5 separate regions of the Homo sapiens genome follow, and regions 2, 3, 4 and 5 are each linked to region 1. Evidence: chromatin loops called from intact Hi-C (ENCODE). Cell type or tissue: OCI-LY7. All regions are shown on one strand. Region 1 has its middle 52 kb from the start of CHMP4B. Region 2 has its middle 46 kb from the start of RALY. Region 3 has its middle 78 kb from the start of RALY. Region 4 overlaps RALY (RALY heterogeneous nuclear ribonucleoprotein). Region 5 has its middle 18 kb from the start of EIF2S2.

What was found. Peaks named below come from ENCODE experiments on the same cell type or tissue, not always from the same donor. Only the 100,000 strongest peaks of a DNase experiment are listed, where the experiment ranks them.
Region 2: a loop joins it to region 1, with 12 times the contacts of the local background. A loop is called at or near these places in 6 of 110 quality-filtered maps.
Region 3: a loop joins it to region 1, with 5 times the contacts of the local background. A loop is called at or near these places in 8 of 110 quality-filtered maps.
Region 4: a loop joins it to region 1, with 12 times the contacts of the local background. A loop is called at or near these places in 9 of 110 quality-filtered maps.
Region 5: a loop joins it to region 1, with 13 times the contacts of the local background. A loop is called at or near these places in 74 of 110 quality-filtered maps.

The regions. Positions count from the first base shown.
Region 1 is chr20:33,860,930-33,865,929 of GRCh38, reverse strand. No RefSeq gene overlaps it. Among named protein-coding and RNA genes, the nearest start is that of CHMP4B, 52 kb to the right of the region's middle. RefSeq lists an enhancer at 2,631-2,710 and silencers at 2,995-3,158, 3,161-3,210. In OCI-LY7, CTCF peaks have their summits at 2,675 (motif pointing right) and 2,876; DNase peaks (open chromatin) are centred at 2,749 and 3,079; H3K4me3 peaks cover 356 bases; H3K27ac peaks cover 1,877 bases.
Region 2 is chr20:33,945,610-33,950,609 of GRCh38, reverse strand. No RefSeq gene overlaps it. Among named protein-coding and RNA genes, the nearest start is that of RALY, 46 kb to the left of the region's middle. In OCI-LY7, CTCF peaks have their summits at 2,500 and 2,708 (motif pointing left); DNase peaks (open chromatin) are centred at 1,919 and 2,709.
Region 3 is chr20:33,913,534-33,918,533 of GRCh38, reverse strand. No RefSeq gene overlaps it. Among named protein-coding and RNA genes, the nearest start is that of RALY, 78 kb to the left of the region's middle. In OCI-LY7, CTCF peaks have their summits at 2,470, 2,669 (motif pointing left) and 3,434; DNase peaks (open chromatin) are centred at 183, 2,673 and 3,463; H3K4me3 peaks cover 1,009 bases; H3K27ac peaks cover 4,152 bases.
Region 4 is chr20:34,020,299-34,025,298 of GRCh38, reverse strand. The region is part of intron 1 of RALY (RALY heterogeneous nuclear ribonucleoprotein); the gene reads right to left. Among named protein-coding and RNA genes, the nearest start is that of MIR4755, 26 kb to the left of the region's middle. RefSeq lists a silencer at 1-236. In OCI-LY7, CTCF peaks have their summits at 2,785 and 2,986 (motif pointing right); DNase peaks (open chromatin) are centred at 2,638 and 3,008; H3K27ac peaks cover 998 bases.
Region 5 is chr20:34,127,921-34,132,920 of GRCh38, reverse strand. No RefSeq gene overlaps it. Among named protein-coding and RNA genes, the nearest start is that of EIF2S2, 18 kb to the right of the region's middle. RefSeq lists an enhancer at 2,924-3,218. In OCI-LY7, a CTCF peak has its summit at 3,081 (motif pointing right); a DNase peak (open chromatin) is centred at 3,090; H3K4me3 peaks cover 558 bases.

The DNA.
Region 1 (5,000 bases):
CCACCCTTGGAGTTTTTACATCAGGAGCAGGGAGGGGAGGATGCCCAGCCCAGGACAGCCCCAAGCAGAGGGTCCCCTCAGGGTCCAACTCTGAGATGCACTGAGGAAGGACAGGAAAGAGACCTCCTTGGGGATTCCATTTTCTTTCATTCTAAGATGGGCCCAAGGTGGGTAAAGCGTGAGGACCCCTCATAGCCACCCCAGCGAGTGTTCAGATGTGCCGTGTGCCAAGACAACCTCTCCTTCACCTGCCCCCACCCGGGCAGGTGGGTACTGACATCTCTGCTTCCCTTGCTCAGGCAGGAGAGTGAGGCTGGTGAGACCCCCACATAGCTGGGTCACCAGACTGGTCAGCGACAGAGCCGGGATTCTAGCTCAGGCCCCTCTGCTTCCAATGCCACCTGCTATGCTGCCTCCCAGGTAAGAGCCAGGAGCGCGTCCCAGGGTCAGAGGATGCAGCCAGGCCACCAGAAGCAGCATGAGGTCCTGGTTCCTCTTTCTCCCCTCATCCATAAAGTACTGGTCTCTAGCTCGGCTGCCCATTGTGGGCCAGGGTGGGTCAGAAGTTTGAATCATCCGCTGTGTGGCCTTGGTCAAGTCCTCTCCCTCTGTGAGCCTCCATTTTCTCATCTGTACAATGGGGAATATGATAACAGCCATTCCTAAGAGTTGTCGTGAGGACCCATGGAAATAAAACCCAGGTAGCCCTTGGCAACATGCTGGCACCCAGCAGGCGCTCAATAAATGCTGGTGGGTGTTCAAGCGAGGTTAGAGCTCAGTGAGAGGGAGCACCTCGCCCCTGGCCACGGAAGGTCATTTGACCAAAGTGGAGGGGAGTGGGGGAGCCTGGCTGTGCTGGGGGCGGGGGGCACTGCAGCCCTGCCCCTGTGCTCACCATCAGCACCCCTCCCCAAAGGACACCAAATCCTCTGCCCATGGCTCAGCCCAGCCGCTGTTCTCAGAGCCAAGCGATGGCCGAGTGATCCGCAGGTACAGGGAGAAGGGGAGACAGGAGCATAATCCACATGTACAACCAACGTGACAGCTAAAGTTCTCAGTCCGGCTAATACGAACAGAAACCAGATCGTCAATGTCAGCCAGGAGGGGTCGGCTAAGGTTAAATGCAGGAAGAACAAAGGAAAGTGGCAATGTTGGTGCCGCCAAACCAGGTTCTGCAGAGGCAGTGACTGCATGGCCTCCGGAGTCAGGCGTCTGGTCCCTCCCATTGCAGGCAAAGCAGCGGCCCTTTTCTGTTTCATGTCGTGGGCTTCCCTGTAAGATCTCATTTGATGAAATGAGTCTGTTGCCAGAAAACATTTGGAACAGCCCTATCCTGATCCAATTGTCCTTTTCATCAATTAATTCATTTTGTTCAATTTAGCACATCCTGAGTATCTACTAAGTGCAGGCCTGCAGCGGTACTGAGCACAGGACTACACTGCTGATGGTATAAAGGGAGAGATCATACAAGGAAATGTAGTTTCTACAGGGAAGAGAGCCAGGCAGGAACACATGTGTGCGGAGCTATAAGGATATGTAACTGGGGAGCCCAGTGTCTCAGAACCAGGCCAGGCAGAGGAGCCTTGCCCTTGCTCTCAAGGACAAGCGGCAGGTGTAGGAGTGACAAGATCCAGCCCAGAGCAACCCCTGGTTGCTGAGTGGAGAATGGTTTGTAGGAGGCCAGGGAGACAGCAGGAAGGCCAGTGAGGAGGTCCTGGCAGGCAAGCCATCCTGGTGGCCTGGAACAGAGCCAGGGCAGGTTTCATGGGTGTGCAACCTGAGCAACCACACAGGGCCCTCACTCAGAAGGGCCACACACTTGGTTTAACAGTCTATTGTTGCTGTCTTGAAGTTCTGAATAATTTTTGAAAAAGGGGCCCTGTATCTTCACTTTGCACTGGGCCCCTCAGTGATGTAGCCCATCCTGACCAAAGCAAAGCCGGGATCTTTCTGAAACAAGCAGAGTCCTAAACAGACCTTCTCACTGTTGTGCTGGAGGCGGCTTCTACCAGGTCCGGGACGCTGTGGTTCAATTTCTTTTCTCCACATATTCCAGGGACCACAGGAATGGCTGAATGTTAAGAAATGTTTTGTCATGTTGGTAGCTTGAAGCTGGCCACGGTAAGAGAATTTACATGGAAATCAGCAAAGATTACAAATCAGGGTCTTTTTTTCTGAAGTCATTTCTTCATCAGCGCTTCCCCAAGTGCATCCAAGGTCCTCCTTGGCAGTATGACAAAAACATGGCTTCTGGGCACCCCTCCCCAGGCCTTGCTGGGCACTGGACAAGGTGAGGCTCAACTCCATGAGATCCCCTCAGCCCCCTGAGGCCACACTGGGCCCACAAACCTCACAGAAGGAGGAGGCAGAGAAAATTGGTGGAGTGGGGTTGGAAAAGGAAATTTGCCTAAGGTATGGGGGTGGGGAGCTCACCAGGGAAGTAGAGGGCAGTGGTTTAGGGTCTGTGCTCTTGGAGAACCAGCTCCAGGGCAACAAGTGAAGTCCCCAGCCTGGGACCCACTCCCACCCTCCCACGAGCGGGTTGCCTTCCCGCTAAGCCAGATGCAGGGCTGGGGGTGGGGGACACACAGGTATCCATGTCCACAGAGCTGTCCTGCTTTGCTGGACTCCTGGGGGCAGCAGAGGGACCTGGAACAGGAAGACCGCCTAGAAGATGAGCTAGCAGCCCACAACTGCAGCTCCCCACCCCCGCACGGCAGAGTGGGCCTCCATACATAGTGACTATTGCTGTGATTGTTGTTACAATGGCCCCACCTCCTGGCTGGCTTGGCCCCCTTCTCCTACACCCTAGACTCGCGGCCTCCAGACTCTGGCAGGAGCTAGGACACAGCCCTCTCCCTATCCATGGGGGTGTCCCTGTGGGCAGGCGGGGGACGAAGGAGTGAGGGGGTCAGTAGGGGGAGTGGGAAGCATGGAGAGAGGGGAAAGCAAGGGAGGGCAAGGGAGCAGCGCCCGATGCTAAGCAGACACCCCTCCCCGCCCCACTCCACCGCCTCCTCTAGGCCCCTCCCTGCGCCAGGCGCAGACCACCCGGGAGGAGCCCACGGTCTCCCCGTGGTTCGACGGGAGCGGGGCCCCACAGCCTGGGACATGGCGCCACCTGCAGGCCCCTGGGCGCGCTGCCGCGTCGGCCCCTCAAACCCGGGAGGAGGGATGGGGAGGACCCACACGCTCTAGGGACCCCCGCACAGCGTTTCCCAAAAGATATTCGGCGGAACCCACACCCTGGTCAGGTAGTTTGGGAGATGTCCCTTGGAGATTCCCAATGTACATTTGCCCCTGAAGTCTGGCTTGAGTGAACGCTTCCATTCCTTAAATAAACACAAGCCAGCCGGGCGCGGTGGCTCGGGCCTGTAATCCCAGCACTTTGGGAGGCCGAGGTGAGCGGATCACGACGTCAGGAGATCGAGATCGAGACCGAGGCCATCCTGGCTAACACGGTGAAACCCCGTCTCTACTAAAAAAATACAAAAAATTAGCCGGGCGTGGTGGCGGGCGCCTGTGGTCCCAGCTACTCGGGAGGCTGAGGCGGGAGAATGGAATGAACCCGGGAGGCGGAGCTTGCAGTGAGCAGAGATCGCGCCACTGCACTCCAGCCTGGGCGACAGAGCGAGACTCCGTCTCAAAAAAAATTAAAAAAATAAAAAAATCCTTAAACTCTTTAGGAATACAGAAAGAAAACATTGAAATTTTTTATTATAATTATTTCTATCCTAGGCTTTTAAAACTTCAAGGAGTTGTGTATTATTACACAATATATTAGTACAGTGGTACATTTATATAATTTATTAATAAATAAATATGGTATATACTCACAAATATTCTTTTGATAGGGGTTCAGAGACCAGATGAGTTCATTCAATACCTGGCATATACTAAATGCTCTGTGTTAGCTATCATAGCAGACTTTAGCTCCCAAAGACAGCCCCAGTAATATCTCCTGTCCCCCAAGCTCTTTTAGAACTAGCCATGTCCCCATCAAGAGGTGGAGCCTAATTCCTCTCCCTTAGAATCCCGGGTGGGTTTGCAACTCACTGATAACCAGTAAAATGCAGTGAAGTGATTCTGCATGACTTCTAAGTCTAGGTCACAAAAGATGACGCACCTTCCCCCTTGCTAGCTGGGACAATCACTTTTAGAGCCCTGAGCTCTGGCTACACTGAAGTCTCCACGCCATAAGAAGCCCAAGTCACATGGAGAGGTCTCAGGTTCCTGCTGACAGCCCCAGGGCACGTCCCAGTCAACAACCAGCATCAACTACCACACGTAGCACACCACTGACTGGAGAGGTCCCCAGATAATTCCAGCCTCCAGCCATGGAGGTCATTTCAGTCTTCAGGTCTCCCAGGTGCGGTCCCGGTTATCACGGAGCAGAGGCAAATCATTCCACTGGCCCTTTCCAAATTTCTGACCACAGAATCTGTGAGCTTAATAACATAGTTGCGCCGAGTGTGGGTGCTCACGCCTGTAATCCCAACACTTTGGGAGGCCGAGGCAGGCAGATCACCTGAAATCAGGAGTTTAAGACCAGCCTGGTCAACATGACAAAACTCCGTCTCTACTTAAAATACAAAAATTAGCCCGGTGTGGTGGCACGCACCTGTAATCCCAGCTACTCTGGAGGCTGAGGCATGAGAATCACTTGAACCCAGGAGGCGGAGGTTGCAGTGAGCTGAGATTGTGCCATTGCACTCCAGCCTGGGAGACAAAGTGAAACTCTATCTCAGAAAATAAAATAAAATAAAATAAAATAAAATAAAATAGTTGCTTTTCACAACTAAGTTTCAGGGGCGGGTTTCTTGCAGCAATGGAGAAGCGAAACAGCAATGAGTATGTACCCTGATGTCTGTCCACGCTTTGTATGAGGGAACCAAGTGTCCCTACATAGGCGCCCAAGCTGAGGAGGGAGATAAGGAATTTTCCTACCAAACAAGGAGCTTTGTGAGAGCGGGCATAGAAGTACTCAAAAAATTCTTTGG
Region 2 (5,000 bases), 85 kb before region 1:
GTCGCTGCATTACAGCCTGGGTGACAGAACTGGACCCTGTCTCAAAAAAAAAAAAAAGTAGGTATTACTATCATTTCCACTTTACAGATGAGGAAACTTCAGCCCAGACAGGTTCACTTGCCCAAGATCACATAAATAGTAAGTATTGGAGCTGAGGTTTAAACCTGGGAAGTCTGGGTCTAGAATCCACACTTTTTACCACTAACCCTCACCACCTCTCAAGATAGACATTCAGGCCAAATGTGGTGGCTCACACCTGTCATACCAGCACTTTGGGAGGCTGAGGCAGGAGAATCACTTGAGTCCAGGAGTTCAAGACCAGACTGGGCAACATAGTGAGACTCCATCTCTAAAAAAGAAAAATAATTATTATCAAAGGTAGACATTCCAGAAGCCTGGAGTTGAAGACACACAAAAGTGATCCATAAAATTAATACTCACCAAACTTCAGCCTCAACTCTCCTACCATGGCTCAGTCCTTTCTCTAGTGCTTTCTTTCTTGTCTTTTTTTTCTTTTTCTTTTTTTTTTTTAAGACAGGGTCTTGCTCTGTCTCCCAGGCTGGAGTGCAGTGGCACAATCATAGTTCACTGCAGCTTCGACCTCCTAGGCTCAAGTGATCCTCCTGCCTAAACCTCCCAAAGTGCTGGTATGACAGGCATAAGTCACCATGCCTGGCTTCTCTAGTGCTTCCTAACAGGCACTATTCTGAGCCCTAACAAGCACTAACTTGCTTAGAATGGCAAGTGGGAGATTTGAACTCATGTTGTGCTGATCTCAAGGGGCTAACAGGCCCCACCAAACTATGAGTTGTGCACCTTGTCTCACTGACTCCTCATAGCAGCTTTCTGAGGCTGGCATTATCCCCATTGAACAAACGTGGAACCCCAGGACCAAGGAAATGATATCCCCCTCCCAAGATCACGAGAACTTGAGAGATTCACATCATAAATCTGGAAGTTGAATTCACCTCTGTCTACCTCCAAAGGCAGGCTCCACTGGCCTACTAAAATTCAAAGTGTGCCAGAGGTGAGGAAGCTGCTGGTGCCTAATGTCAGAAAGAGAGAAGGAAGCAAGTTGTTTCCAACATTTGTCAGATTAATGAGGCAGTCACTGGGTCATCCAAGTGGCTAAATGGCATCTAAACATGTTTGAGAACCACTTAGCAGAGGCTCTGAAGATGGTCCCCCTGAGTCTAGGGCATCTGCATCCACAAGGAGTAACAGGCAGTGACGGGGCAGTGAATCGGACATGGCACACAGCTTCCCAAACAGCGCACAAGGGCAAGTCCTCTGCTAAGCGTTGACAAATACAGGCATGGGAATGAAAGGGATGGGAACTAGCTCGAAATGACACCCGCAGTTCCTTCCTAAGCTCAAAAGCTGCAGCCTATCATGAAATATTCAGGCTCTCAGCATGGGCTGCTGGAGAGACCAAGTGGGTGGTGACTGCAGGCTATGCAATCCCCCTACATGACTGGCAATATAGGGAGCAGAATAAGCTCCTATCCCATTCCATGGATGGGATAAGATGTAAGCTTCCTCTCAAAGCCGCAGGCCCAGAAGGGGACCTGGCATGTGGAGCCGGGGAAACTGAGACAGAACTTGATTGTAAGGACTGAGCCATGGTAGCAGAGTTGATGCTGAAGTTTGATGAGTGTCCCAGTTACTACTGCTGCCTAACAAAACACTCTAAACTTAGCGGCGTAAGACAGAGACCATTTATTTTGTCATGAGCCTGCAGTCTGGGCAGGGTTCAGTGGGGACAGGTCATCTTTGTTCATGTAATGTCACCAGGGATGTCTCTACTAAGGCTGGAGGGTCCGTTGCCAAGGTGACTCACTCACAAGGCCAGCAAGCTGGCACTGGCTGCTGTTTTCTCTCAGGTGGGCCTCTTCCCAAAGCAGCTTGGGCTTCCTCACAGCATGGCAGCTGGGTTTCAAGATGAATGTTTAAAGAGACAGAAAGAGGAAGTTGCCAGGTTCTTAATACCTGTTCCTGGAAACTTATAGAACATCATTTCTGCCATTGTCTATTGGTCAAGCATTCGCAGAACCCAGATTCAAGGGCAAGGGTCAGGGATCCCACCATTAAATAAGAGGAATGTCAAAGAATTTGGGGGCTATATGTTAAAACTGCCACAGTGAGAACATTCCCTTGCATCCTGTTACCACAAAACGTTCCATTGTTGTCTGCCTCCTCCAATTCATTACAAGAGATGGCTGGACTTCTGTACTGAGGATTTAGAAATTGTCTCCAACCTCAGCGAGAAAGAATGATGTGATTGATTAGTGGCCCCATGGACAAAGGAGTGGGGAGTAGAAGCATTTATGTAACAAGTATGCCATCTCCCTCTCAAGAGGTGGGCTGAGATTCTGTCTCTGGAAACCACTTTCTCTGTCTTGTCTCCCCCTTGCTTCAGACACTTTATTTCATTTATTCATGCAGGCATGCATGCATTTCTTCATTCACTCATTGATTTCAGCAATATTTATTAAGTACCTATTCTGGTACAAATTCAGTAGTGCTGAATAAAGCACATATAGGAACTGCACCCATGGAACTTACGTCCTATAGGAGAGTCAGACAATAAGCAGGAAAACAAATATGTGATTAAATTTGTGATAAATGCTAAGACCAAGAGGGGGCACTACTGTGACTTGTGCAGGAACCCAGCAAGGACATCTGGCAGCAATGGACAAGCAGCCATGAGACTATGCAGAATCAGTCTTCAACAGCGACACCATGTGGCAGTGAGGAGCAATGACTATTGGTGGTGGACTGATAGACTAGTTCTCTCTGTAGGTGGCATTGGAACCACACTGATGCCCTAAGCCCAAGTTATCCCCTAGACTTTGAAAATCCAGGGATCAGTGGATGCCTAAAGAGGGTGTCTTGGGACCTTGCACTAAAAAAAGTATGTGAGAACTTGAATGAGTGGAAAATTGAAATAAAGGTGGCTATATTTGTACCCTGAAACTGGCAAGGCGGGTCATTCTGATGATTCTATTTTTAAGATCTCAGACACCATGACTTGGACTCAGACCTTAGAGTGAGTAGGGAATACAGTTATAAACTGGAAAGGCTGGACAGGCTATGAAATGAGAGAGAAGTTCTCAATTGAGTCTGCAGTGGGGCTGGAGTTATTGACTCCTCCAACTTAGGGCAGGATTTTTCCATGGTAATTGGAGAGGGGCTGAGCCTGCAGCAAATGTCAAGAGGCCTCAGTTGTGGGGCAGGGAGGAGGTAGAAATAGGAACCAGGGCCGGGTGCAGTGGCTCAGGTCTGTAATCCTAACCCTTTGAGAAGCCAACGTGGATGAATCACCTGAGGTCAGGAGTTCGAAACCAGTCCAGCCAATACGGTGGTGAAACCCCATCTCTATTAAAAATACAAAAAAATTAGCTGGGCGTGGTGACGGGCATCTGTAATCCCAGCTACTTGGGAGGCTGAGGTAGGAGAATTGCTTGAACCTGGGAGGCGGAGGTTGTAGTCATGCCACTGCACTTCAGCCTGGGTGACAGAGTGAGACTCCATTAAAAAAAAAAAAAAAAAAAGAAGACGAAGAAGAAGAAAGAAAGAAAATAAAATAAAAGAAAGAGGAATCAGGCAGAGGTTAATGCATACTTCAGGACATCATTCTGTTAGACAGCCAAAAAAATCAGAATTGAGAAGGCATTAGTATATGGACAACAAAAGCATTTACACTCAGACATGATTATCCATTTGATTTAATCTGGTTGCAAATAAGAAGAAATCCAACCAAAACTGCTTCCGCAAAAGGGGATATTATTGGCTTATGGTCCAAGTGTGTGTCCTGGCTTCAGGTGCAGCTTGATCAGGAACACAGATGAGCTCACCAGGTCCTAGCTCCCTTACCATGTCTCCACTTGCTTCTTCAGCTGCTGCTTGAGTTCTAGGCCTCATGCGACAACAAGATGGTGGGAACAGATCCAGCTCTTATGTGCTGTTAGGTTTCAGGTACAGCAGGGAAGAGAGTGTCCCTTTCCTAGAATCCCAAATAAAAGTTTCATTGCATCTCATTGACTTTGATTGGGACATATGCCCATTCCTGAACCAAGTGCTGGGACCACAGAATGAGATATGCTGACTGGCTTAGGGCTAAGTCAGGACTTTCATCCCCAGAGTTGGTCAACTCTGCTTCATCAGATTCCATGCAGGCTGATTATGGGCAGGGAGTGTTTTTTTCAGAGGAAAGTGGGGGCATGGATACTGGAAGGAGGATAAATGGATGTGGGGCCCATGTGTGAGCTTCCGGAAGACGTTGCATCTGAAAGTGAGAACAGGGCTGTGCCTAAGGTGCATGGGACCCTGGAAAATATGTTTTTGGAAGCCCTGCCTATATAAACAATTTGATTTTAAAATGTATTACAAAATTATTGGGCCCATGTGAGGAATGATGAGGTATTGACGAAGATTGAGAGTTGTGAATACAGAAGAAGTACTTAGGTATTTTAGTATTTTTCAATTAGTGCATGTGAAGATTCTCTGCAGTATCCAGGCACCATCTCCTCCTGTTCTTTACTGTCAAATGTGTGGCTCTGGGCTCATATGTCCCACCACAAGGAAAAAACACAAGAAAAAAGCAGCAACATTGTTATTGCTCACAATGCCAGGCTCCTCAGGCTCTGTTTATATTGAAACAATAAAGATCTTCTTGCCTCTGCATTTCCCTGACAACATTTACTGAATGCTGGTTACTCATTAGGTTGCATCATCCGTTGTGCTACTGGGGAGTACTGGGCTTCCAATGACTCAAAGACAGTGCTTCATTGATGATGACCATAAGGGAAGTCTTCCCCAGAGTCTAGAGAATATATGAATGATCATTTGTCTTCTGGTCATATTAAATTTACCATTTGGAATTTTACAGTGTGATATGGTTTGGATGTTTGTCCCCTCCAAAGTTCACGTTGAAGCGTAATTCCCAGTGTTGGAGGTGGGGCCTGGTGGGAGGTGATTGTATCACGGGGATGGGTCCC
Region 3 (5,000 bases), 53 kb before region 1:
CCAACCTAATATAATCCTTCAGAAAGTCCCCACTCTGTAGACTATCTTCCCCACCCTGTCCCCCAGCATGTGACTGGGACATTGGGCAGGATGGCTAGCCAGCCACGTGGGTGAGAGAACACAATCCCAAGGGGAAAGGGAGCTGGGCTTCTGGTCCCTGTACCACCTGTGTCTTGCTGTGTGACTCTGGATATGTCCACACCCCTCTGTGGTTCTCAGTTTCAGTGTGTAAAGTGAAAGCGTTGGTAAAGCATTGGTGCTGCCGTGGATGGTGATGATGATGATGATGGCGGTGGTGGCCAACTCTTTTTGAGTGCTTACTCTGTGCCAGGAACTCTTCTAAGTGCTTTTCAAGCATAAATGCATTGATTCATTTTATTCTTCCAGCACGATTATAATCCCCATTGTACGAATGAGGAAATGAAGGCAAGAGAAGCAAAGTTACTTGGCTGAGGTCACAGTGATAACAGGCAGAGCTGGAATTCAAATGCAAGCAGTCTGGCTCCAGACCACTCCCTGGAATCACTTGGGGAGCTTTAAAATATCAGATTCCTGGATCCACCCCAGACCTGCTGGATCAGAGCCTCTTGCTAACAAGCTCTCAGGGCTGAAGGCAGGGATTAGGGCTGAGGGTTCCATGGGGACAGACATTGCCTGGGTCTAGCCCAAGAGACAGTGGACCCTGATTCTTCCCCCACCTGCCCCAGCACTGATGTTCCCTGGGTTTGGGGGTGACTGACCCTTTTGGAGACAACCTGCAGGGTGTACCCAGATTATTCCCACCCTCTCACACATGACCTGGAGGGAGCAGGCTCCAACTTCCTCATGCCCTCCCTGGAGTCCTCAGAAAGGGTCCCAGCAGGACCTACCTGTTACACAGGTAATAAATGACCCTAAGAAAAGATACTAAACCTCTCTAGCAACCCAATGTCTTAGTTCGTTTTCTCTTGCTTATCACAGAGTACTTGAAACAGAGTAATTTGCAAAGAAAAGGGATTGACTTCTTACAAGTGTGGAAGCTGAGTAGCCCAAGGTTAAGGGCTTGCATCTACTGAGAAGCTTCTGGCTGGTGGAGACTCTCTTCAGTGTCCCAAGGCAGTGTAGGGCATCACACATGGTGAGGGGGCTGAGCGTGCTAGCTTAAGTCTTTCTTCCTCTTCTTCTTCTTCTTTTTTAAAAAAATTAGAGATGAAGTCTCACTATGCTGCCCAGGCTGGTCTCAAACTCCTGGGCTCAAGCAATCCTCTATCCTCGGCCTCTCAAAGTGCTGGGATTACAGATGCAAGCCACCACGCTCATCCCTCTCTTCCTCTTCTTATAAAGCCACCAGTTTTACTCCCATGATAATCCAGTAATCCACTAACCTATGAATCCATGAATAGATTAATCCATTCATAAGGGCAGAGCCCTCATGACCCAATCACCTCTTAAAGGCCCTACCTCTCAATATTGCCACATTGGTGATTAAATTTCAACATGAGTTTTGCAGGGGACAAATATTCAAACCACAGCACTCAGCAAATGGGAGTTAATGCAATAAGAAAACGCCCTGGAAGGTTCTCAAGAGGGAAGGGCTGTAGTCAGACACCTTCCTAATCAAATTCATCCCTGCTCCATTTGGAATTTGAATGTACTCGAGTGCTCACAGGAGCTAAATTATTCTTTTTGTACATATGGTAATGACAGTATTAGGCCCACAAATATCTTGGTATGTGGTTATTTTTTAAAAGGACAACATACTGTCAAGCTAGATACCAACAATCAGTAATCGCTCAAGTAATCACTTTTTAAAACTTCAGTCTAAAAAAGAGTTCAATAATTACTGCTATCCGCAATAAGAATGAATCTCATAGACTCAGTGAATGGGCAAAACAAGCCAGACACAGAAAGCTAGATACCAGATGATTCCATTTATATGAAATGCAAGAACAGACAAAACCAATCTATGGTGATAGAAGTCAGGATAATGGTTATTTTTGAGGAGCGTTGACTGGAAGGGAAACTTTTAGGGAGGTGGAATGACCTGTGTCTTGACCTGGGTTGGAATTACACAGGTGTACACAAAGTAAAGATTCACTGAGTTGTACATGTATAACTTATGCACTGTACTATGTGCAATTCATGCCTTAAAAATGTTTTAAAGAGTTGGATTGTTTCTTTCTGGTTATCCATGTCTTTCGTTAACATTCAGATAGTGACTGAGAACTGACTGAGCGCTTACAATGTACACACCCACTCAAGTGGGGCAAGTGGCAGAAACAAGGGAAGGTTAGGCCTTGGCTTAGCCAGCACTGGACTCTGGACTTACAAGGCTTACAGCTGGAGGGGGCTACCAAGGCCAACTGTGCTTGATGCCATTGAGACTCCCACTCCCACACATAGTCCAAAAGAGCCAAGGCCAGGCCTGCGCAGCCTGCTCCACTGGGGGAGTGAACCACTCAGAAGGCAGCTGAACGGACTGGGAATAGGAGAAGCTATTAGCAGCTACCCTGGCCACGGGGCCCTGCAGGATCAAAGATGAGAACTGATCGGGCCCACAGGGCAAGGGGGAGGCCAGAGCCAGCAGGAAGGATAATTAGGAAAGACATCAGGCCAGGCTGGACAATGGAGGCTCAGAGATGTCAGGATTCTCACTCCCTGTTGGGACCACATGGCAGGAGGCAAGGGCTCCCCCTGGGGGCCAGGCAGGTAATGGACAATGGTCCCCAGATAAGAGACCAGAGACGTCCAGTTCATGCCCAACATTTCACAGCAAGTCAGGGACTCAGCCAGGACAAGACCCCACACATCCTGCACTCTATAGGCTTCTCCCCACCATCCCAGCAACACCCCAAGGTGATGTTTATTTCCTACCCTGAATGTTCCACATTCTACGTTCCCTGCATTTTCAGCTCTTTTTTTTTTTTAAGACTTAATTCTTGATTCTTTTGACAGCTTACATCATCCTGAAAGTAAAGTGAAAAAGCCATACCACACTACCCACTTTTAATACAGATCTTTGTAGATTGGGAAGCATAAACCAACCAAAAGAGTGATAATTAGTTCTGAATTCAAGTGAGGTTTATGGAATGTGAACCATTTGGGTAATCGGCTGGGGTGGTGCCATGAAGTGGTAATTAATTTGTTTTTTTCCCTAAAATGTTTTACTTAATTAAGGGAGGTGTTGATTTATATACACCTGTCCCCTGGGGATGGTTTGTAAGGCAGGAGAAAATTCCAACTGTCTCCCCGCCACGTTTCTCATCAAATTATTTCATTACATTCAGATACACTTTTGCAGCACTGATTGTGACAGATTCTGGAGTTATGAGCTCATAAATACTGGGGGGTGGGGGGAAGCTGGAGATGCACACTTAATGGGAAATGTTCTCATAATCAAAAGAATATTTCAAGCTGTGACAATGCAGGCCAAGAGAGGGAGGGGGAGCCACTTCAAAGAATAACAGGATGCTGAATAACCCAGCACCTGCAGCTCTGCCTCCTTCTGAGTCAGCTGGGCTCTCAAATATCAGCTTGCGAAGGGCGAATGTCAGGAGGATTTGTAGCTAGTCCTGGGTTCTTTGTCATAACTTACTTGGAGCTGATAGTAGCTTAAGTTTGTTCATTTACTTAACAAATATTTATTAAGCAGCTACTATGTGCTGGGCACTGTGCTACACACTGGGAATACAATAGTGAACAAGACAAGTTTGTTTCCTACCTTCATGGAACTTACAGTCCAGGAAGAGAAAAAAATATAAACAAGTAAAAGAATAAATAGCTGATAAACATATGCCTACTCGATGATCTAGCAATTCTACTCTCAGGCATATATCCAAAATAAATGAGTGCATCTCTCCATGGAAAGACGTGTAAAAATGTTCACAGCGGTGTTATTCAACAGCAACCAGTCAGAAGCAACCCATGGTCGGCCAGCAGAAGAATGAATAAATGAATTGTGTTATACTGACACAATGGAACACTGCTGTGCAATGGGGTATTGCTATGCAGTACTCCATGCAACAGCAATATAAAAAGAACAAACTGCTGTTGCATTTATCCACATGCAAAAATGTGGCTGTATCTCACAGACAATGATGAATGAAAGAATTTAGGCAAAAAGTGTCCAAATTACACGATTCCACTTACATGAAGCTCAAAGGCAGGCAAAACTCATCTATGACAGAAACCAAATAGAAATTAGAATAGTGGCTACCTTTGAGAAGAAGAGACATGAGGGAGCTTTCTGGGGTGTCTGGGAACCTTCTATGTCCAGATATGGGGAACGGTTACAAGCACACATGTGTAAAAAGTCATAGAGGCCAGGTGCGGTGGCTCACGCCTGTAATCCTAGCACTTTGGGAGGCCAAGGCAGGTGGATCACCTGATGTCAGGAGTTCGAAACCAGACTGACAACATGGTGAAACCCCATCTCTACTAAATACAAAAAATTAGCCGGGCGTGGTGGCACATGCTTGTAATTCCAGCTACTTCGGAGGCTGAGGCAGGATGATCACTTGATCCTGGGAGGCAGAGGTTGCAGTGAGCCGAGATTGCACTATTGCATCTCAGCCTGGGCAACAGAATCAAAACTCTCTTTCTCAAAAAAAAAAAAAGTCATTGAGCTATACACTTAATATTATACTTCAATTAAAGCACGCATTTTAATGAGATCCAATACATTTTAAAAATAATAAATAGCTAAGATAATTTCACATGTTGATGAAAGATGTGAAGAAAATAAAACCAGGCCACAGGATGGGGAGCAAAGACCCTTCCGCAGAGATAGCTTTGAGATGCCACCTTTTCTGGAGGTGGCCCATGGGAAAACCTGAGGAATAAGCATTCAAGATAAGGAAGCCGCAAGGTCACTGGCTTCAAGGTGGGGCATCTGGGCATGTCTGAGCAACAGCACGGATACCAGGATAGCTGGAGTGGGAGAGTAGAAGAGGCCAGGGGGACTGTCAGGAGCTGGCCAACCCTATGGGCCACATAAGGATTCGGGTTTTATTCTAAGCATG
Region 4 (5,000 bases), 160 kb before region 1:
AGAGACGTGTTGCTGAAGGGTTATCTTCCTCAGGAGAGAGGAAGAGAAAGGGAAGCTGCGTTCTCTAGGCCTCTGGGGTGGCAACCAAGGCACCAGTGAGCAGCCACGGGAGATAATCTCAGCCTAATGGCTCCAGGCTCCCTCAGGCAGGGCTCCCCTGAAGGCAGCCTCCAACGCATTTCTGCTAGAGTCAGCACTTCAGGGCTCACAACCGACCACACACAGGGAGTAAAAGACTGGCACAGGGCAAAGGCACAGGGCAAATAGCCCTTGTCCCACAAGCCAACTTGCCAATCTATTTGACAGTTGGGTTCCAGCTCCCCCTAACCCCTCAGCCTCAAAACTGCCTCAACCCTTCTGTAAGGCTTGCTTATCCCAGCCTTTACTAAACCCCATGGTCTTGCAGTTCTCCCAGACTCCTCCCCTCACAAGGATACCTGACCTTGACTCTTGTGACTGGCTCTACTGTATGGTTGCCTATGCCCAGGCATAATAAAACTACTGGCTGTGTTGCTGTGGGGGTAAAAAAAATGACCTCACAACATAATAAAAAATGCAGCCAGGACACAAAATGGGTCAGTAAAACCCTCCCATACTCCCAAACAAAGACAGGTGTCAGGATGCCCAGTGTATCAAAAAGTAGGCCCTAGAGGACAGCTGGTTTCTTAATGACAGGTGACATTAGGGGTCTTGAGCCCAACCCATGTTCACGTATGAGAACATAATGCATGCCATAAATAGATGAAACTCAATCTAGGCAGTCTCCAAGCTGCCTGGAGGAACGTCCACAGAATACAACAGATGTGCAAGACAATCATTCTTGCCTCTGCATTTTCTGGGCAGCTAACAGCATTTCTCCTTTCTCAGCTGAAGCTATCTCTAGTTTTCCCCTCCTCCTTCCCTAGAAGATCCAACCCTGCAGGAATTATCAAGGGAGGCACGAGTAATTACTGTTTTCTTTTCTCCATGCTAATGAGACAGTTGGATGGTTCCCCTTCCCCCTCTTGAGCTGGAAGTGAGAATCTAAAGCTTTATAATCAGTAACCAACACACCAAAGCTCCGACCAGACACTGCTCTGTGCAACTGAGACTGTGTAGAAAATGGCTTTCATGCCCCTGATGAGACCAGAGTTGGAAGGGCTCAACCATTTTATAAAAAGGGAGGTAAGACCAGAGCAGGGAGGGGAATCTGTCCAAAGTCACAGAGGGAAGTCAGTGGCAGGGCCAGAACCAGTCTCCTTATTCCCAATCAGGCCACCTCTCACCTCACTCAGACCATGTTGGCCAGGCTGGTCTCGAACTCCTGATAATCTCAGGTGATCCGCCCGCCTTGGACTCCCAAAGTGCTGGGATTACAGGCGTGAGCCACCACACCCAGCCTGTCATTGGTTTTTGAATACCTATTCAAAAACTGATATGTAAGCTTGAAATTTGCAGTTCCAGCCTCCACACTGAGGTCCCCTCCAAAGTTATTCTATACTGTATTAAGTCTGAGTGAGGTGAGAGGTGGCCTGATTGGGAATAAGGAGACTGGTTCTGGCCCTATTATACCATAGACTGACTGTGGGGCTCTTGTGATACTCCAGCATATGATCAGTGCTGACCATAAGGCTTCACTTTCTAGAGTGCACAAAATTAGGTGCTTTATTCTATAAATGGGGTTAGCTCCACATGAGAGCCCCTGCCTTAGTCACCCGCTTAAGACTTCAGACCCCCACCCCCTCGAACTAAAGCCCAACTCAAAATCCAAGGACAGGCCTCCCCACCAATGGCCATTGTCCAGAGACTGCTTGCCAGCCTGGATGTCCACTTGGGTTTGCTGCTCTCTCCACCCCTCTGTAAGGAAGGCAGCATATAGTAGAAACAATTAGCAGATAGACCTAGGTTTAAGCCATGGCTCTCCCACCAAAACTGGGTATCCTTGGTGCTTTGACCACCGTTCACTTGCCTGTCTCTTCTACCACTCTTCCCTACTTGGGAGCAAGAAATATTCAGTTGTTTTCCTGTATCCACAATGAGTCAGTCACTGTCTACCAAATGATACTCTCTAAAACTTAAGTCCTCACATTTGTAAAATGGTGATTAAATCACCTACCTCAGAATAGTGAAGATAAATGAGGGGAAAAAATTACGTAAACTGCCTAGACTAGTGCCTGGCCCTTCTTCCTCTACTGTATCTTGGATTCCCAGGGCCAAAAGTTTGTCTGTACTGAACTACACAGCCCATCCTGGAGACATCATGCCTTGCTGACGGGGTCTGTTCCACTCTAGCAGTCAGACTGACTGCCAGTTCCTGGAACTCTACCAATAAAAACAGATACGACTACTCTCCTCACAGGTGAAGGTAGTGAATTTCAAGCAAATGATCTTTGAGCATATACTAATATTCTAGATTGAAAAGAGAGGGGAACTTTGGGGGAAAAAATGCTATGCTATGAAGCTGGAGGCTTAGAGAAGAAATCCCAAGTCCCAAAAAGTGGCTGAAGATAATCTGCACTGGAGCCTACAGAAGGGCCAGAGACATGAAATGAATTGCCTTTGGTCACATAGGAAGCTGAAGGCAGAAATGAGCTTAAAACTCACCACTGTGGTCTCCCTAGATGGTACTTTTTCCGTCCTTCAGGGCAGATGCACAGTGCTGAAGGAAAAAGGAAGTGAGGCATAGGAGGCTCAGTAGAGTGGCAGGGAGAGGCACATAGGGACATCAAGTGGCACTTACAAAGTTTCTGTTTGGTAAAGGTGACTGAGGGATAAAGCCAGCCTTTAGTTTCGTAGGGGCCTTATGTGCTCTGGCAGTTGAGGGGCAGAAACAAGTTCAAACTGGCCAGAACAAGTGTCAACAGTTATGGAGGGGAAAGGTATAGGGTGTCTCAAAGTATCATAAGCCCCTCCACCCACAACATCAGCTGCTTTGAGTGATCAAAACCTTCTGCCTACCCATCCCCAACTTCTCAACTCATACTATGATCCAGATTTTCTACGGTATCTGTCTTTTCCACTAGAGGGCCCTCAAACTTAAAAACTAGGGGTGAGGTATAAGGTATAGAGAAGAGAATAAGAGCTTTGTCCAGGCTGTGCATGGTGGCTCCCATCTATAAACCCAGCAGTTTGGCAGGCCGAGACAGGAGACCACCTGAGCCCAGGAGTTCGAGACCAGCATGGGCAGCCAAGTGAGACATTGTCTTTATTAAAAAAAAAAAAAAAGAAAGAAAGAAAGAAAGAAAAAAGGAAAGAAAGAGAAGGCTGAGTGTGGTGGCTCATGCCTGTAATCCCAGCACTTTGGGAGGCCAAGGTGGAAGGATCACTTTGGGAGGCCAGGAGTTGAGGACCAGCCTGGGCAACAGAGCAAGACCCGTCTCTATTTAAAAAAAAATTTTTTTTTAATAATAAAAAAACTTAAAAGAACAAATTAAAAAAAATTTTTTTAATAATAAAAAAATTTAAAAGAACAAATTTTTTAAAAAGAGTTCCGTCTCCTGAGGAAGATCTGACTGATGAGTCTTTTCTTTATTCTACTCACCATATTCTACTTATTATATTCACCCGAACTTCTGAGTTAAGTGACTGGCCCAAGGTCACGCAGCTAATAAAGGCAAATCAGGACTTGCCTGTGTATCAAGTATCCTTTTATGGCCATGACTGCTATGGTTTGAATGTGTCTCCTAAAGCTCATGTGTTGGAAACTTAATCCCCAAAGCAACAATGTTGAGACAGGGGACTCTGAGAGGCAACATTAGTGCATGAGGGCTCTGCCTTCATGAATGGATTAATGTCATTACTGCAGGAAAGTGTCTGCTATCTTGAGAGTGGGTTTATTATAAAAGTGAGTTCAGCCCTCCCACTCTCTCTCACCATGTGATGCCTTCTGCCAGGTTTTTATGCAGCAACGTGGCCCTCACCAGATGCGGGCGGCCCCTTGATCTTGGACTTCCCAGCCTCCAGAAGCATGAGCCAAACAAACTTCTATTGTTTGTAAATGACTCAGTCTATGGTATTCTGTTACAGCAGCACAAAATGGACTAAGACGGTGACTTTCAGCCTGGCACAGTGGCTCATGCCTGTAAATCCCAGCACTTTGGGAGGTCCAGGCAGGTAGATCACTTGAGGTCAGGAGTTCAAGACCAGCCTGGCCAACATGGCAAAACCCCATCTCTACTAACAATACAAAAATTAGCCAGGCGTGGTGGTGCACGCCTGTAATCCCAGCTACTTGGGAAGCTGAGGCACAAGAATCGCTTGAACCCCGGAGGCGGAGGTTGCAGTGAGCCAAGATTGCACCACTGCACTCCAGCCTGGGTGACTGAGTGAGACTCTGTCTCAAAAAAAATAAACTAATTAAAAAAAAAAAAGAAAAAGACAATGACTTTCAGCAAATTTGATTTTTATAGTTTTGAGCGGTAGGTAGGACAGGTGTTCTCTACTAAATCATGTCCCTTCTTCAAACACCTGCAATCCATTTCAGGCCTAGTTCTGACATTTATCTTCTCTTACAGAACTTGCATAACTACCTTCTTTCTTACAGGTCAGCAAACTTTTTCTGTATAGGATCAGATAGTAATTAGGCTTTGTGGGCTACCATAGTCTGCGTGGTATTCAACTCTGCCACTGTAGTGCAAAAGCAATCATGGATGAACAAATGAGTGTGGCTGTGTTCCAGTAAAACTTTACAAAAGAGGCAATGGGCTAGATTTGCCCCACCAGTTTGCTGACATGTTCTAACTAATCTGTCTCCAATCACCTGTTGACTAATCCATTATTCCTACCACAGTCCTGTAACCTCAGTGGATCCCCTTTGCCTACAGGATGGTTTAAACTCTACCCTTATTCATCCTCTACCACATCCTTTTCCTGCACACTGCACTCCAATCACACTGAGTTGTAATTTGGCAGCTTCTACCATTCCTCATGCTGTTCCCTAACATCCTCAATGACTTTCTCCATCCCTTTGCCAATATTATCTACTCAGAGACAAGTCCAAATGCCAACACCTGGGAGAAGTC
Region 5 (5,000 bases), 270 kb before region 1:
CCACCTCCCTCCCGGACGGGGCGGCTGGCCGGGCGGGGGACTGACCCCCCCACCTCCCTCCCGGATGGGGCGGCTGGCCGGGCAGAGGGGCTCCTCACTTCCCAGTTGGGGCAGCCAGGCAGAGGCACCCCTCACCTCCCGGATGGGGCGACTGGCCGGGCGGGGGGCCGACCCCCCCACCTCCCTCCTGGACGGGGCGGCTGGCCTGGCGGGGGCTGACCCCCACCTCCCTCCCGGAGGGCCCCCCACCTCCCTCCCGGACGGGGCAGCTGCCGGGCGGAGGCGCTCCTCACTTCCCAGAAGGGGCGCCTGCCGGGTGGAGGGGCTCCTCACTTCTCAGATGGGGCACCTGCCGGGCGGAGGGGCTCCTCACTTCTCAGACGGGGCAGCCGGGCAGAGACGCTCCTCACCTCCCAGATGGGGTGGCGGCCGGGCAGAGGTGCTCCTCACATCCCAGACGGGGCAGCGGGGCAGAGACGCTCCCCACATCTCAGACGATGGGCGGCCGGGCAGAGACGCTCCTCACTTCCTAGATGGGATGGCGGCCGGGAAGAGGCGCTCCTCACTTCCCAGACTGGGCAGCCGGGCAGAGGGGCTCCTCACATCCCAGACGATGGACGGCCAGGCAGAGACGCTCCTCACTTCCCAGACGGGGTGGCGGCCGGGCAGAGGCTGCAATCTCCGCACTTTGGGAGGCTAAGGCAGGCGGCTGGGAGGTGGAGGTTGTAGCTAGCCGAGATCACGCCACTGCACTCCAGCCTGGGCAACATTGAGCACTGAGTGAACGAGACTCCGTCTGCAATCCCGGCACCTCGGGAGGCTGAGGCTAGCAGATCACTCGCGGTTAGGAGCTGGAGACCAGCCCGGCCAACCCAGCGAAACCCCGTCTCCACCAAAAAAATACGAAAACCAGTTAGGCGTGGCGGCGCGTGCCTGCAATCCCAGGCACTCAGCAGGCTGAGGCAGGAGAATCAGGCAGGGAGGTTGCAGTGAGCCGAGATGGCAGCAGTACAGTCCAGCTTCGGCTCGGCATCAGAGGGAGACCGTGGAAAGACAGGGAGAAGGAGACCGTGGGGAGAGGGAGATGGAGACAGAGATGGAGAGGGAGGGGGAGAGGGAGAGGGAAAGGGAGAGTTCTTTTTTGTTTAACCAATTGAGTTTTGAGTGTTCTATTAGTTCTTTCAACTATGGCCTATCCTTGGGAATTATAGGGAATTCCTGTTGTATGTGTAATTTTCCACTGATTTAAGAATTTTTGGAATGTTTTACTACAGTATCCTGGCCCATTGTCAGTTTTAATTTTTTCCAGAACTCCCATGAGAGCAAAACAATATAATAAATGTCTTTTAACATGGGAAGTACTTTCTCCTGTCTCGCAAGTTGCCCATACGAAATGTGAATAAGTATCAACTGTCACATGGACAAATGATAATTTTCCAAATGAAGATACATGTGTGACATCCGTTTGCCATAACGCATTAGGACATAGACCTCTGGGATTAACTCCCGCCTCTTGAGTGGGCAGGTGTAGGACTTGACTCTGGGTGCAATGTTGTACAATATTTTTTGCCTGTTTCCATGAGATATCAAATTTATTTTTAATCCTGCTGCATTTACATGAGTCAAAGCATGAAGTTCTTGTGCTTTTATGAATGCAGATGATACCAGTAAGTCAGCTTGTTCATTTGCTTTAGTTAAAGACCCTGGTAAATTAGTGTGTGCTTCAATGTGAGTAATACAAAATGGGAAATTTCTTTTTCTCACAGTTTGTTGTAATAAGTTGAACAGCTGGTTTAACTGATCATCAATACTATATTTGATTAGGGCTGTCTCAACATCCCTTGTAGCCTGTACTACATATGCAGAATCTGATACAATATTAATAGGCTGATTAAAATCTTGTAACACTGTAATGACTGTAACCAACTCTGCTCTTTGAGCCCAGTGATATTGAGTTTCGATGACTTGTTCTTTTGGCCCAATGTAAGCTGCTTTTTCATTGCTGGAACCATTAGTAAACACCGTCAGAGCATTTTCTAAAGGTTCATGTCTGGTAATTTTAGGTAAAATCCAAGTAGTCAATTTTAAAAACTGGAAGGTTTTTGTTTTTGGGTAATGATTGTCAATAATTCCCACAAAATCAGCAAGACCAGTCTGCCATGTACAAGAATTGATAAAGGCTTGTCTAACCTGTTCCTTGTTTAAAGGAACAATGATTTTGTCTGGGTCACTTCCACACAATTTTATTATTCATAACCTTGCCTGACCAATTAATGTAGCTATTTGATGCAATGTAAAAGTCTTAATTGTACTGTGAGGAAGGAATGACCACTCCACAAGATCAGTATTTTGAACAATGATGCCTGTCAGAGAATGTGCAGTAGCAAAAATCAAAAGTTGGAGTGGGACCAAGGGATCTATTCTATTTACTTGTGCTGACCAAATTTTTTCTTCAACTAATTCAATTTCTTTTGCTGCCTCTGGGGTCAATATTCTTTTACTATTTAAGTCCGGGTCCCCTCTTAAGATAGAGAACAAATTTGACATGGCATAAGTAGGAATGCCTAAAATTGGCCAAATCCAATTAATATCTCCTAGCAATTTTTGAAAGTCATTTAATGTTTTTAATGTGTCTTTTCTTATTTCTATTTTTTGTGGTTTAATTTTTCTATTTTTTACCTGCATCTATGTTAACTGGGATTGGCGGCCCTATTTTTGCGGATCTGTTGTTGTACCCCATCAATCCACCAGGTCTTAAATTGTAAAAATTGAGAAGGTGAGAGTGATGATTTGGCCAAAATTTCCCAGTCATAAGGAATAAGTCTATTTCCATGAGCAATGGAATCTAATAATGTTCTCATATAAGGAGAATTGGGTCCATACTGTTTTACTCCCTCTTTCATGTCTTTTAGCATTTTTATAGAAAAGGACTCATATCTGGCATCAGCTTGGGGAGGGCCCTTCTCCAGGTAGTATGGGCTCTAATATTACTTGAAATTAAAACGCCTCAGTATCTCTCCTTGTTTTCTTGCCTTCTCAATAATTTCATGTAATGCACCATCCTGTCCACTAGGTGGTGGTGTAGGATTAAGTCTCATAGTGGGCAGCTGAGGCTATATCGCCGTGCGTGCCCTGTGGTGCTGGAAACGTTCCTGGCTGTCCATACTGATTTTCTGGGGGGCGGCTGATACTGAAGTTCGGCTGGCGGTCAGTATTGATAGGGTACTGGCGGTTGGGTCTTACTTTCTACCAGCTGATATTGTGAATACTGTATCTGGATTGGCATTGCTGTGATAGAGACTATCCTTTTCTATCTGATATTCTCTTGGGGTTTGTACTTGTCTAACCTGCATTTGAGGTTGTAATGTTACGGGCATCTGAACTGTGGGAGGAGGAGTTGGCCATCGTGGGTTAGACTCTGATGGCCCCAATAGTTCTAGACCTTTTCCCCCCAATTTTGATGGTTCATAATATATTACCTCCTGTAATTGGTTGTAGTCAACATTTTCCGTTGACTGAGCCATTACACTCTTCTACCCTTTTTTTCTTTTTTTTTTTTTCGAGACGGAGTCTCGCTCTGTTGCCCAGGCTGGAGTGCAGTGGTGCCATCTCGGCTCACTGCAAGCTCCGCCTCCCAGGTTCACGCCATTCTCCTGCCTCAGCCTCCCGAGTAGCTGGGACTACAGACACCTGCCACGACGCCTGGCTAAGTTTTTGTATTTTTTTAGTAAAGACAGGGTTTCACTGTGTTAGCCAGGACGGTCTCGATCTCCTGACCTTGTGATCCATCCGCCTCGGCCTCCCACAGTGCTGGGATTACAGGTGTGAGCCACTGCGCCCAGCCAGACTCATCTACCTTTTTATACTGTGAACCTTGCGTTACTTTCTTGAATTCTGTCCCTGCCTCTTCCTCACAATCTATTACACAGCTTTCAGGGGCATCAGAAACTGAAACGCTATCTTCTTCTGTTTGAAATGATTCTAAACCTATTTTAATAATGGCCCAATCATTCCATACTGTAAGTGGGATGATTTTATCCTCCCTATTTGCTTGTTTTAATTCTTTGCCAATTTTTTCCCAGTCTTTTAGATCTAACGTTCCCTATTCTGGAAACCATAGGCAGAATTGTTCTATTGTTTGAAATAGCATGATTAGATTTCTGTGGAGGCTCTAACTCCCCCTCTTCTTAAAATAACTTTAATAAAGCTGAGATAAGAGGCATATTTGCTTTCAGTTTGACCCATTCTTACCCTGGGTTTCTCTGAGTGCACAAGCTTACCACAAGGCTGATCATGGAAGTCTTCGGGAATCTCTCGTCGATTTGTCTTCAATGATCACACTCTAGCGTATCTTCACCGTAGAGAAAGGAACCCACATTGGGCACCAGATGAAGAGGGCCTGCCCCTGCACACCTGTGGGTATTTCTCGCAAGGTGGAGACGAGAGACTGAGAAAAGGAAATAAGACATAGAGACAAAGTATAGCGGAAGAAAAATGGGCCCAGGGACCGGCGCTCAGCAAGTGAGGACCTGCACCAGCGCTGGTCTCTGAGTTCCCTCAGTATTTATTGATCACTATCTTTACTATCTCAGCAAGGGGAATGTGGCGGGGCTATAGGGTGAAGGTGGGGAGAGGATCAGCAGAAGACCATGTGAGCAAAGACTCTGTGTCATGAATAAGTTTAAGAAAAGGTGCTGTGCCTGGATGTGCACAATCGCTAGATTTATGTTTAAGCTTACATAAACACCTCAGTGCAGTAAAGAGTAACAGAGCAGTATTGCCGCCATGATGTCTCATCTCCAGCCATAAGGAGGTTTTCTCCTATCTCAGTAAATAGAATGTATGGTCGGGTTTTACACCGAGACATTCCATTCCCAGGGACGTGCAGGAGACAGATGCCACACTCTTATCTCTACCGCATAGAGGCCTTCCTATTTCACTAATCTCCTTAGCACAGACCCTTTACGGGTGTCGGGCTGGGGGGCTGTAAGGTCTTTCCC